Regions from separate parts of the Homo sapiens genome. Here region 1 is linked to region 2. A link is a contact called in ENCODE Hi-C data. All regions are on one chromosome and are shown on one strand. Each heading gives the region's core, a stretch centred on a gene start or an enhancer-like site at or near the end of the contact. The rest is flanking DNA. Distances are from core to core; before and after follow the strand shown. Region 1 holds the start of TNFSF4 (TNF superfamily member 4). Region 2 overlaps LOC100506023 (a long non-coding RNA gene).

Region 1 (7,295 bases), core at 1,669-4,168, 120 kb before region 2:
TAGACCTAACCCAGTGATGAGAAAACAGAGGCTACTAAATAAACTTGATTGAAAGGAAAGCTGACGGCCAAATGGAGCTTGGTAGCTATATCTGTATTTACAGAGCCATTCATGTAGGCAATTATTTTATAAGGCTAAAAAATTAAATCTAAGAAATAAAAGGGAAAATCACAATTATTTCCCAAAAACCTTTCTCTCACAATAAAAGAGGTCCAATTTAACTGGGTAAATGGTGAGCATTTCAGCTCTATTTCACCTCCAATACACATCACTGTAACATTATGTCTTATAAAATAGAGGTTTGACTTGCCTCATCACTACCAACACCACCACCACCACCACCACCCGATCCCTCAATCAAACTTCCAAACAGTATTGTAGATGAGTTTTAAATGGCTACTAGTCTATGTCTCTTTGTCAGCAGCTGCTCTACAATGTTCTCTCTCAATCTCTCTGTCTCTGTTTCTCTCTCTCTCTCAAACACACAGAAACACACACACACACACACACAAACACACACACACACACACTGCTGCTATCACTGCCACCAACATTATTTGGTAAACTATCAGGTTCTAGGGAAAACACACACAACCCATCTATGCTATCCTTCTCATAATGAAGTGTAAATAATAAATATAAGATTAAATGTAAGGACCCATTGTGCTGTCCCAGATCCTATAACAATATAAGAAATTACATTAGCTAATTAGAAATAAAAAAATTATAATTAACATCAAGTGAAGAACTTCAAATATCCTGAGCAAAAAAAAGAAATCTATTTTCAGAGTAGACAGGGCATGTTTCTTAAGCAAACAACTCAAATATACCACCTATGTCTTGCTTCCATCTCTGTGCCAGGACTATAGAAGCTAATTCTCCCCTAGAGATCACTCACCATGAGGTTTAGTGTCCTAGAAACCAGCACCCTGCTTTTCTTCCCACAGCTTTCCTTCTGTCCCAGAGTTGCTGGATGACTTGTTGGAAAGGATCCCCTCTTTTTCTCAACATCTCCTGGATATTGATAGTCCAATGTGACCCCAACCACCAGCAAGCTGTACAACTGTGGTTCACCTTTTGCTCTCTCCTGCTCAGAGCCGTTGTGCAATCAGTTAGCCTTGAATGGAGCCATGTGTCCTGTGTTTTATCATCCCATGGTGTAAGGAAATATGTAACACTGTGGTTGTTAGAAAAAGCACTCTCAGGGCTCCCAGACTGGTGAATGCACTCAGCTGTTCTATATTTGGTTACTCTCTTTGTTTTCTTCTCAAAAGAGCCTAATTCCGGTTGATGTCTTGGGCATCCGGTCGATGTCTTGGGCATCCTGCCATGGACACCTTACTCTTCCCCCACACCCTCTCCCCGAGTCGCCTACTTTAATTTCACCCAAAGAGTTCTGCGAGAAGACATAAGAGTGTGGTGTGATGAGGAGAGGATCAATGTGTTGTTGTGCTCACTGTTCTGCAGACCTGAGCATGACACTAGCTACACTTCTGGAATTTGGAGACACAAGCACTGTCTGTGGTACAGTGATCATAACCACACACACTCTTACCAGCCTCCATGCACTGAAAACCCTATTTCCTGTAGGCAGAAACAAGCCCAGGCATTTGCCAAGACTGCTCATCTCATTCTGGTTTCATTGGAGGTGCTTAATCTCAGACAAGACCATCAGAAATCAGTTTGTATTACCTGAACTTTATCAGGGAGAAACATTTCTAACCCAAAGCAACCACCTAGAAAACAAGATTATCAGACTAGCTCAACAAAGGAACACGAAGAGAGTATAGATTTATTTTTCTCCAGTGGCATCTTCTGCAGTGAAGAACATCCTTAAATACCTAATAATGTTTGTATATCTGAACTACTGAATAAGAAAAAATAATGCAAAAGAGAGAAGTGTGGAACAAGAATAAAGTGAAAGAAAAATGGAAATATTTTAACTATATGGGGAAAATACTAGAAGGATAATCTCCTACTACATGATGTATTTAATAAGGTAGGGAAAAGGTGAAATGATGTCTTTAAATTATGACTGGAAGAGATAGATTGTGAGAAACAATATCTGATTAAATCATTGGGGTGAATGAGTGAGCACATAGGCACACACACATGCACGCACACATTGCTCCGCTATTAATATTGATACCTTCAGCATTCTTTACAAAGAAAATCACCTTGCAGGTCTATAGGGTATATGAATATTATGGGAAAGTGGAACTGGTCTCTTTCCTATTTCCTTTTAATATTAATTGCCTGATCAAACACATTACTATCACAATGGGTAGACCAGGTATATCAGTGACTCAAAGCTTCAAAGTGACAGCTTATAAAGGGATACAAGGAATCTTGCATTGCAAAGAAAAAGAAAAAGATCTAGAAGCTGTGCCTCTGCCCTACCTCCACTCTGCCCTACCACTGCCACTGCTGAAAAGAAGGAAGGAAAGGAGAGACAGAAGGGCGTTTAACCACACTTTACGATTGCTGTGGGGAGAGGGAAAAAAAACTCAACACTTTTGGCATAAGATTATTTCCAAGCGACTGTTTGCAGCTGTTGCAGCTGCCATCAGCATGAGCTGGTGGGAAAACAGCGCCCAGTGGTGCATCTTACCTGAAGAGCAGAGAAGTGCAGGCAGATGTAGGTGAAGCACAGGAGCAGCCCCAGTCCCTGAATTACAGAGGCCACCAGCAATAGCTTGTTCCTCTCGAATCTTGGCCTGGCTGCATTTCCCACATTCTCTTCCAGGGGTTGGACCCTTTCCATCTTCACAATCTGGGTAGAGGGAAGATGAAGATATGGAAAAGGGGAACGTGCGATAAAACTGAAGTTTTCCCCAGAAAGAAGGAGGTAAAGACAAAACAAAGCCTATCAATCAGAAAATAGGCAAAGGTCCCAGGGCCAGAGATAAAAGGCGATTGAAAGAGCAAAGCGGACTCTCTCAGTTTTAACGCTGCAACTTTTGCAGGCAGGCGGGGGAACTTCTTTGTGACTAATCTGAATTTCCCCTTTACTTTCTTTCTTTTTTTTTTTCCTCTGGGCTAACAGGGAGTTGTTTTTGTGACATTCCAGTTCTGATTTGAGTGACTGTGAAATGACAGTCATAAAAGTATGCTATTTTCTTAACTTATTGCACCAGTAACAAATTGTGGGTCACTTGGTAAAGATAAAAATCATCATCCGTTAATGTAGCAGCTCATATATCCCTTCCCCAAGGTGTCTTAAATCATAGAAAAGATTTAGGGGAAATGCTGGCCCAAGGTTCTTATCTGCACTTTACTATGTAACTAAACATTGAACCCCTCTCACAGATTCAGAAAGAAAGCACACACAGATCATTCTTGAATGAAAAAGACAAAACAAGAAAATAGGACACTGGGTCATGCAGAAGTAAAGGAGAGATCCTTGGTTGTAGTCTATTGCATAAAAATAAACTACCTTTTGGAAGCATTTACTATGTGTCAGACACTGTGTTAGATGGACTTGCAATCTTTCTCTCATTTAACCCTTTGAGGCAAATTCAATAAACAATTATATGATTAATTTTCTGCATACCAGAAAAGAAGCAGAAGGGTATCCTTGTCTCCTTTCCTTCCACTTCACATTTTTCCCGTACATAATTTTTCCATGAATGAACAAATGAATAGATGTAAATAAGCTTTGAAGATTATTTCTTTCTTTGAGGTCGTGGCTGGCCTCAGAACTTGGAAAGTAAGAGTATTCTATCAATAGACACCAGGTACCCTTTACCACTAAAATAAACAATGAAATGAAATAAATGATAAAATTACTTATAATGTAAAGTTCAAATGGGCAAATATTTACTGAGTACATCACATGAGCCTGGCACTGTACTGGACAACATAAGGATGCTGGGGAAAAGCTGTTTAAGACGGAATTGTCTCTCTTTGTGGCCAAGTATGTCTCTCTCAGCTCCCCATGAGGCACCCAGCAGATATGTAAAGAAAGGAGGGAGAAATATTTTGGATATTGACAGTATGAGTTGTTATACCACTTCACAGAAAAAATGGAAATGAGGCATACTTAAAAGAGAAAGTTTGTGGGAAATGTAAAGTACATTTATGACTACAGTATTAATCAATTAAAATATGAATTAATACCTTCACTACAATAATTATGCCTTGCATTAGGAGAACATACTGGTGTTGAGAAATTTAAGTTTTATCTGAAAGATAAGGTAACTAAGGCACAATATCATAGACTCCAAGCCAAAACTAGAAATCAAATTGTATCCAAACATATTTGTCATAGTTATTCCCTTGAACAAAGCTTGTGTTACATACAGGGTGTGGAGAAAAAAGCTGAAGGAAAAATCAGTGTGTAAAGCCCAATTCTTGTGTAATAGTTCTTCATAAAAGAGTATTAAAATCAGTAACTATTTACTCGTCAATTTTCAAAAAATGACTAAGAGTCACAGCAAAAAAAAAAAAAGCCATAAATACTATTGGAAACTAGAAATAAGCTGAAAAAGTAGTAAAAACTATTCATGCTGAAAATCGTAGATAACATTTTTAAATTACTGTCAAAAGAATGAAAAAAATAAACATTTACCATGCACATACTTGTACCTTAAGCAGCATTTCTTCTCAGTGTTAATATCATGGCTCCGAGAAAGAAAAATCTTTGCACAGAGTCATCTCTACCCACATTTAGGCTAACACTTGGATGACACACCTCTCATTTTTATTGTCTTGTCGTCCTACTACCATATTTTGCCTAGTTGTAATTTTTGTTGATGTTTAAGTGATATTTTACACTTAATTGTCTCTTTTTTTATTGAACACGTTTTCACAGCTCTTCACATTCTTTGTGGGAAGAGATACACACACACCAGGCTGGAAGTTTCAGGCACAGATTTCTGATAGACTATCTAGGCATTCCAAAGTTCATCACTGGGCTAGTCTAGCATTTGAACAAATGAAATCACTATTAGAGTTATCATTGCTGACCTTTCAGTCTCAGGCACATAAGCAGAGTCCTCCATCTTCAAAACGTTTTTCAAAAAATAAAGCTTAATTGTTTTTAAAGGGGTCAAATACGTTACTAAATCTATGGGCAATTTTTTTCATTTGCATTTATTTATTTATTTTAGAGACAGGGTCTCACTCTGTTGCCCAGGCTGGAGTAGAGTAGCACAATCATAGCTCACTGTAATCCGGAACTCCTGGGCTTGAGCGATCCTCCTGCCTCAGCCTCCCAAGTAGCTAGGACTATAGACACGCAACACCAGGTCTGGCTAATTTCTTTTAAAATTTCTTGTAGAGACTCCCTATGTTTCCCAGGCTGGTCACAAATGCCTAGCCTCAAGCAATCCTCCTGCCTTGGCCTCCCAAAGCACTGGGTTTATAGGCATCAGCCACCAAGCCTGGTGGCAATTTTTCTTAAAGTATCTCACAAATATTAAATACATAAGCACACCAGAGCAAATCAGCCTTAAAATAAAGCCACAGGATGTAAAATAAACCAAAGTAATTATCTTCCCATAGACTATTAACCTCCTAAATGAATAGCCATTTCAAGACTACAGAAAATATGGAAAAGAAAAGGGCTTTGACCACTCACAAGATACCTCATGTTCAGAAAGAAGCAAAAAACATTTGGGTTTTTTTTTTTTCTTTGGTTTGAGGGTTTTGTTGTTGTTTGGATTTTTTGGTGTCTGGGTTTTGGTTTTGGGGTTTTTTGGTGATAAAAAAAATCTACATTTTTCATTTATCTCTAAGTCAGATTTTCATTTGTCCATTCAACAAGACTGAGCCAAATACTAGAGGAAAAGACACAAACAAAACACATTTTTAGTCCTCAGGGAGGTCACAGACAGGAAAGCGGAATCTCCACAACCTGGAAAGTTCTGGGTCCTAGGTATCAGTGCAGAAGGGAAGGGTGCAGGGGGACAGGTGCTAATCTACACTGGAATTAGGACAGGAACAGCTTCCTTGATCTGGGAGAAACGAGAAGCAGTCTGGCCATCTGGGGCACTGGGGAGGGGCAGTGCCTGTTGGGCCAGGAGTGAGGGCAGTGGAGCCTGTTTGTGCAGTGTCAGTTCAGGGAACTACAGCTGAAGAGGAAGATGGTGAAGGAGAGTGGCTGCTGGAGAAGAGGCTCAGAAGAATCTGTCGTAAATGGACTTTTGTTACAAGTTAAGGACTTTGGACTTCATGCTGCAGCTACTGGAGAAACATGGAGAGGTTTGAAGCAGAATGTGATATGATATGATATGATTACATTTTAGAATTACAAAAAAAATCACTCTGACTGAGGGAAATAGAAATGGCAGGTACTTCAGGAAATAATTCTAGGGGGGGGAAAAGAGACAGATATGGCAAGGCAGGATCAAGTTGGCCAACTGGGAGACATTTCCAGGGTGCTCTGTGCCAGCTGAGGGAATGAGTGAGATCTAAAATTCCACCTCTGCAGTCAGCTCTCTAAGCCCTCCATCCTGGTACAGGAAGTTTCCTCCTGCAGGAAGGGATATGTTTATCATCCCACAAAGGTGAACTTTGCTTCCTAAGCCCTGAACAAAGGGCTGTACTCATTTAAATGCAGGCTCTTTTTCTAATTTATAAACCCGCAGGGGGTGCCTTGTTCTAAAACACACAAAGACAGTGGTATAAGCTAGGGACCTTGAGTCTGCAATGATTCAAGTGAGAAATAAGGTCCTAAACTAAAGCAGGGAGGACACAAATGGAGAAGACACTTACAGTGGCTCTTCATTCACCAGACATTCTGAGAGTGTACTCAGTGCCAATCTCTGAGCATACACAGGGAGTCATAGATAAACTCTGCCCTGGGACAAGTGATAGAGTGATGTCGGAGGTGACAGAAACAAATGCATTTTCAAATGTCAAAATCTGATTTGTAATCTGCCTTTTCAACCTATTCCTGATCCTAATGTCACTGTCCTGGTTAATGTTTTTGTACTCCAGGACCTCAAAATCCAAGAATCAACTTTGAATCATCCTCGTTCCCAGTCATCAAGCTTTGTAGGCTAGCCCTGCAATGCAGTTTTTTCTTTCCTCCTCTTTGCCATTCCTATTGCTTCTAATCCAAACTCTTATTACTCCTCACTTGAGCTCCTGCAGTCAGCTCTCCAAGCCCTTCATCCTGGCACAGGTTTCCTCCTGCAGGAGTTCCAAGTTTTCCTTCCAAACTTATCTCCCTCTATTTTCTGATTATTTCTAATATTCACTCTGCCTCAAACACCCTTACCCTCCACCTCTGACTATCAAAACCCTACACGTTACACATTCCCCATGAAGGGCTGTCCTGTGAGGTAGTG
Region 2 (6,910 bases), core at 2,229-4,728:
CATGACTTTGGATTTGTCCATTTTTCTCTGTGTTATGACACCAAAAGCCCAAACAACTAAAGAAAAAAAATAGATAAATTGAACCTCAATTTAAATCAAATTAGAAACTTTTGTGCTTCAGAAAAAAAAAATGTTTTGTACCTTAAAAATGTCTTGTGCCCTTTGGCCCAGTAATTCCACCACACGTGGAAAGCCATTTTAAGTAAGGATTATGAAATACTATTGAAAATTGCCTTCTATGTAAATATGTTCACTGCAGCATTTTTGTAACATTAAAATATTGGAAAGCAACACAAGTTCCCAATAACAGGTAAACAATTATAGAAAGTATAGGGTATCTACTAAATAAACTATTATGCATCTTTTTAAAATTATGCCTGAAAGAACAACAAAACTGCTTATGTTGTAATATTAAAGTACAGCTGTCCCTAGGTATCCTTTGGGGATTTGTTCCAGGACCTCCCACTGATACCAGAATTCACACATGCTCAAGTCCTTTATATAAAATGACATTGTATTTGCATATAACGTATGCACATCCTCTCATATACTTTAAATCATGTCTAGATTACCTATACTACCTAATACAATGGAAATTTTATGTAAATACTTGTTATGCTGTATTGTCTAGGGAATGATGACAAGGAAAAATAGCCTGTACATGTTCAGTGCAGATGCAATTTTTTAAAATACTTTTTATCTGCAGTTGGTTGAATCAACAGATGCAAAGCCCATGGTTAAGGAGGGCCAACTACAAAAGGAGAGTGAAAACAGAGAATGTACTGCGGCTATATAAAATACCAAAAAAAAGAAAAGCAATGCAAAATTAGATATAGTTGTCTATTAGAGCAGGGTTTTAGGGGATTTTTTTCACCTCATATACAAGTGGAAAACAAATTTAACAACTGTAACAAACTTCATGTAATATGAGCACCTTCTTCAGTTCAATAGGCAATTATTGAGACCCAATAAATATTAGGCCGTAGGATAGGTTCTGTTATCTGTAAACAGCCTTCTGTGTTGCTACTAAGAAATTTCAAGAAGAAATATGGTTTTTTTTAACCATGAGACATTTGAGTCTCAACCACAAAAAAAGAAAAAAAAAATGCAGGAACATTTTACTGAGATATACCAGACTCAACAATTTAGTTATGCACTTCCTTAAAAATGCCAGTGTCATCACCTGTGGTCTAGACATTTTTCCCAAAATAAGCATAATCAGTGATGCATAAACTCTACCCTTTCTTCGGTCATATTTGTGTAATGTAAACAGATCAGCTCCTGTCCATAGGATTTGTTCAGGCCATAGGGGAGTAACACTGGTACTTTCAAAAATAAAACCACAAATTAAAAACACAAAAAATAAATAAGTCCAATTTGGAGAAAAATAGGGAACTCCTCAAATAGCAACCCACTTTGTTGGCCAGAAATGTTCATAACTGTTCAAAAGCAATTCAACATACTCAAAAATAATGATTACCATTCATGTTAATTAATATTGGTATTAATAATGCTTTCACTAATTTTTATTATTTTTTATATCACATCACAATTTTAATACTAAATATTAATTGACAATATTAATGGTATATTATATATTGTTATATATGTTTTGTTAATAAATTATTAATATTAATACTAAGTTAATATTAATATGGTTGCACATAATTTTTTCATTAGTCTTCACAAAATAATTAATACCTAATTTTATAAGTGATAAAACTGAGGTTCAAAGAGGCTACATAATTTGCAAAATGTCCAGCATCTGGAAAAGGTCAAAGCATTTTCTAACAGAAAAAGCAGATGTTGCCAACTTGCTTAGTCATATCCTGTGCTTCAGCACTCTGCCTCCCTGAAAAACTGAAGCTCCTGAAATACAGTAGAGCACAAAGTAGGTCCTAACTGGATATTAATAATTATAATTATGACTAGCAATGTGGTTCCAAAATTATAAATTTTAAATCTGATATCTAAGCATAGTGAAAGTGCATTGCAAAGGAGAAGAAATATAGATAGAAAAAATGTATTTTAATCTAGTTAAAATGTCAAACTTCAGTATATTCTTACCCCTATTTAGCAAATTTTACTTCTTTACCTTCAGATGCCAATTTAAAATAATATGCTTCTTTCTTCTTTTCTTTTCTTATCTTTTTTTTTTTTTTTTGAGACAGAGTTTCGCTCTTGTTGCCCAGGCTGGAGTGCAATGGCGCGATCTCGGCTCACTGCAACCTCCACCTCCCAGGTTCAAGCAATTCTCCTGCTGCAGCCTCCTGAGTAGCTGGGATTACAGGCGCCCACCACCATGCCAGGCTAATTTTTGTATTTTTAGTGGAGACGGGGTTTCACCATGTTGGCCAGGCTGATCTCGAACTCCTGACCTCAGGTGATCCACCCGCCTTGGCCTCCCAAAGTGCTAGGATTACAGGCATCGGCCACTGCACCCAGCCTTCTTTCCTCTTTTCAAAACCCAGAAAGTAAAAGATGTATAGTCTCAGAATGTTGTGCCTTTCGAATTCGTATTTCAGTACTTCCAGTTTTCTGATCGAGTCTCAGTAACAATTACTGCAAACTTCTGTTTTTAAAAGCAGTATTGTATTTTGGTTTTCTTGGAAAACACCACTGGGAAGGTACATACACACTGTTATCACAATGACGCATCTTCAAGAGGAAGTGAACACATTTAATTAGGACATGAAAGATTTGGAAACCTTAGTAGTCAAAAATAAAACTAGACACTTCAGAAAGGAAATCTAAACTACTTTCCTTTCAAAAGGACTAAATGAAAGTTCATCAAAATAAAGTTAAGAGCCAACACATGAAAAGAGCAAAGTGATTAATGGTGTCCCTTCATCAAAACTTTTGGAATTTAACAAAGATTTTTGTTCTTCAACTCAAAATTGGCATCTCCTTCAGGGGGCAAGTTACTATCACTTTTACTTACTTATCTCTAGGAGCCTTAAGATAAAGAGAAAAAGTTTGCAGTCAGAAGACATGAGTTCTATTTCTTTTCCTGCAACTTGTCCAGCTGTGTAAAATAGAGAAAAGAACAGATTTCTGCCTGATTTACAGAGCTATAATGCCTCTCAGACATGATAACATAGGTGAAACTTCTTTGCAAATAACAAAGCTCAAGATCAGTGGTTCTCAAATGCTTTTGTTCCCAGGACATATTGGCCAATATCTGGAGACATTTTTGGTTGTCATATCTCAGAGTGCAGGTGCTACTTGGCATCTAGTAAGTGGTCCAGGCCAGGGGTGCTGCCAAACATCCTACAATGTACAGGACAGCTTCTTACAACAAAAAAATTACCCAGCCCAAATGCCAATAGTGATAAGGTTAAGAAACCCTGCCTCAGACAAATGTAAGCTACTCCCAGCTTCTCAAGCAATGTCTGGGGCCTAGGGACATCTCCTAGGTATGCCTGAATGACTGTAATCCTGAGCAGACGTTCACTGTCCTCTGATCCAGCTGCTCTCACTCAGCAAGAGTGAGGAAGCAAAGTAGTCCTTCCCTTTCTGTCATGGCCCACAGCCCGAGGAGTGAGTTGCTGCACAAGGGCTGAGGGGAAGACTAACAAACCCTTGTCTGACTCAAACTTACTAACACTCACTTTCCCTAGCTGCCTTCCAGGGAAACCAGCTGGTTGAAAACATACTCTCCAAATGGATTGAACATGTAGCTACTCAGGAGGCTGAGGCAGGAGAATTGCTTGAACCCAGGAGGCGGAGGATGCAGTGAGCTGAGACTGTGCCATTGCACTCCAGCCTGGGTGATAGAGCAAGACTCTGTCTCAAAATAAATAAATTAATTAATTAAATAAAATAAACATCTGTTGGGCCAGGTGCGGTGGCTCATGCCTGTAATCCCAGCACTTTGGGAGGCCAAGGCGGGTGGATCACGAGGTCAGGAGTTCAAGACTTGCCTGACCAATATGGTGAAATCCCATCTCTACTAAAAATACAAAAAATTAACCATGCGTGGTGGCACGCACCTGCAGTCCCAGCTACTCAGGAGGCTGAGGCAGGAGAATCACTTGAACCCGGGAGGCAGTAAGCCAAGATCAGGCCACTGCACTCCAGCCTGGGTGACAGAGCAAGACTCCATCTCAAAAAAATAAATAAATACATAAATAAACATTTGTTGCACATCCACCTGCTTTCCATTGAGGAGGATATAGAAAATATACATCTCCTGTTTAGTAAATAAAATCTCTGCCATCACCATATACAAGTTTAGAATTTAGTAAATGACACAACACAAACAACCAGTAAAGAATCCCAGACAATTCTGTTCATTCAAAATTACATGCGATATCACGCAGTGGCCAGGATAAAGACATGGATCAGAAGAAATGGAAAGGCCTTCAGGACACAAGGGGCAACAAAGGAAGGGTGGCTAGGATAGGTGTAGTTAACTGTATGTTTCAATATGACTTGACACAGGGTACACAGGCATTTTGGCAAGCCTTATTCTGGGTGTGTCTGTGAGGGTGTTTCTGGATGAATTAACACTTGAGTTAGTAATCTGAATAAAGCAAATTGCCCTCCCTAATGTGGACGGGCCCCATCCAATCAGCTGAAGGCCTGAAAAAAAAACATAAAAGCTGACCCTCTTGCAAGTCAGAAGGAATTCCTCCTACCTGCTGCCTTCACGTTGAGACATCGGTTTTTCCTGTTTCCAGACTCTGCTATAGACTGAATGTTGGTATCCCCCAAAACTCATATGCTGAAGCCCTAGCCCATAATGTGATGGTCTTTGGAGGTGGGGCCTTTGAGAGGTTATTAAATGAGATCATGAGGATGGGGCCCCCGTGATGGGAATAGAACACTATTCCCATCATAAGAGGAGATAAGAAGAGGAGAAACCAGAACCCCTCTCCCTCCAACTCCTGAGGACACAGCCAGAAGGCAGCTACCTACAAGCCAAAAAGAGGGCTCTCAGCAGAACTCTACCATTCAGGAACCCTGTTCTCAGACTTTCAGCCACCAGAACAGTGAGAAAAAATTTCTGTTGTCTAAACCACACAGTCTATGGTATTTTGTTATGACAGCATGCGCTGACTAAGATAGACTCAAACTGAAACACAGGCTTTTCCTGTGTCTTAAGTCTGCTGGCCACTGGACTCCAGCTACATCAGCTCTCCTGGTTTTCTGACCTTCAGACTCATATTGGAACTATATCAGCAGGGTTCAGGGTTCTCCAGGGTTTCAGGGTTCTCCAGGGTCTTCAGCTTGCTAACTCACCCACCTTCCAGATCTTGAGACTTGTCAGCCTCCATAATCATGTGAGCAAAATTTCTATTAATTAATTAATTAATTAATCCTACTAGTTCTGTTTCTCTGGTGAACCCTGAGAAATGAATTCTGGTACTAAGATTGGTTCTAAGGAAACAGAATGCTAAGGATTCGTGTTCTTAATTGGTTGTGGGTTTCTAGAATTGGCTCTCTAATCTGATTATATTTAAAGATGCTAGTGTCTATTTTTAGTGGTAAACAGAGGACTGATAGTCCATAGCATAATCTGGCAATAGGGAGACACAAAATATCTGCATTAAATACTCCCAAATAACCACTTATAAGAAGCAAGGATCTAAGTGACTACATATTTCAGGTATCGTTCTCAAATTAAAGAATATAATGACATTCGCCACTTGATCCTGTCAAGGTAAAAGAAAATGATGAGCCTAAGTTCTCTGCTTAAACTGTGCAAATAATGTGAAAGCTTCTATATTTGCCCTAACAGAGTTTCCTTATGTTCTGTAGCCACAGGGTTGAGATTGATTAAAATTAAACATAGAATCTCATCCTGCAACTGGCTGAATTACAACACAAGTTGAACTTTCAGGCCTATAGGCTGTCTACTGTTAAAATGATTAGGAAGTAGTGAAATTCTGAAAGTTGGAATGGGGATGTGTGAGAAGACCCTGATGAAGCTGGGGACACTAGGCCCCTAAACTGATGAGTCTTCTTTGCCGGTGGAAGAGGTATGTCCACCGCAGTATGAGAGAATTATCCTTGCCTTGCCTAGAAAATTGTAATGGTCTCCCTTGAGGCTGCTGCCTTTCAAGAAATGCTGGCTCCCCTCAGGGGACCCACTCCCACCACCTCTTCGCTTCTAGACTTGTAACTAGACTTAAATCCCAGCAGGCCCCTAAAGGTGAAGTACAAAGTGTGACCCAAGAGGAGGTGGTGTGCACTCCAAAAGAACTACTCAAGTTTTCTCATTTACACAAGCAGAAATCAGAGGAACATGTGTAGGAATGGACATTGAGTTTGTGGGATAATGGTGGAGGAAATAAAATTGAATCAGGCCAAATTTATTGATACTAGCTCACTAAGCAGAGATTCTTCATTTAATGTTGCAGCTCAGGGAGTTAAGAAACTCCCTGACTCTAACTGCTTGCTTAGTTCGTTAGATGAAACATGGAACAAACAGTGGCCCACAGAGAGCAAGTTGGAAATGCCAAACCTGCCTTCTTTCAATGTAGAGAAAGAGATTCAAAGGTTTAAGGAGATTGGAATGTTAGAGTGGATATGTTACTTAAGATCTACTCACCCATAATGAGAGGCTCTAGAAGGCACATCTTGACTGTGAGAAATAAATTTGTGAGAGGAGCCCTGGCATCTTTGAAGAGCTCTGTGATCACTCTTCTCCGTAGGGGCCAGACATTACAGTAGAAATAGCCCCCACTGGATTAGGATACCTAAATGCAATGGAGGTAACAGATCCTGGGGTGGCAGTCAACAGCCAAAGGCAAGGGGGATGTGATTACCATAATAAACAGCAGAGTCAAGGCGGCAGTCAGGCCCACCTAAGGCACCAGCTGTTCCTAGAAATGAAATAGATGGGAAACATACTAAATTCGAGTAAATTCTTACTTGATCTATATAAGTAGAAATGTTCTAGGTC

What was found. A loop is a pair of places that touch in the nucleus more often than their neighbours do. Pooled maps may share reads with other maps.
Region 1: a loop to region 2 is called in a pooled map, with 6 times the contacts of the local background. The contact joins the promoter of TNFSF4 here to the enhancer-like site in region 2. A Hi-C loop is called at or near these places in 1 of 168 maps with a recorded cell type or tissue (breast epithelium), 9 of 37 single-sample maps with no recorded cell type and 11 of 50 pooled maps.

Annotation. Positions count from the first base shown.
Region 1 is chr1:173,204,413-173,211,707 of GRCh38, forward strand. It overlaps TNFSF4 (TNF superfamily member 4), which reads right to left and starts at 2,919. Exons shown (of 3, transcript NM_003326.5): 1 at 2,612-2,919. The coding sequence starts at 2,764. RefSeq lists an enhancer at 2,851-2,910.
Region 2 is chr1:173,328,738-173,335,647 of GRCh38, forward strand. The region is part of intron 2 of LOC100506023 (a long non-coding RNA gene); the gene reads right to left. It also overlaps a transcript of TNFSF4 not described here. Among named protein-coding and RNA genes, the nearest start is that of TNFSF4, 120 kb to the left of the region's middle. RefSeq lists an enhancer at 5,175-5,274. Within about 2 kb of position 3,479, at least 8 of the 41 ENCODE cell types and tissues checked have a DNase peak (open chromatin) inside an H3K27ac peak, as active enhancers do.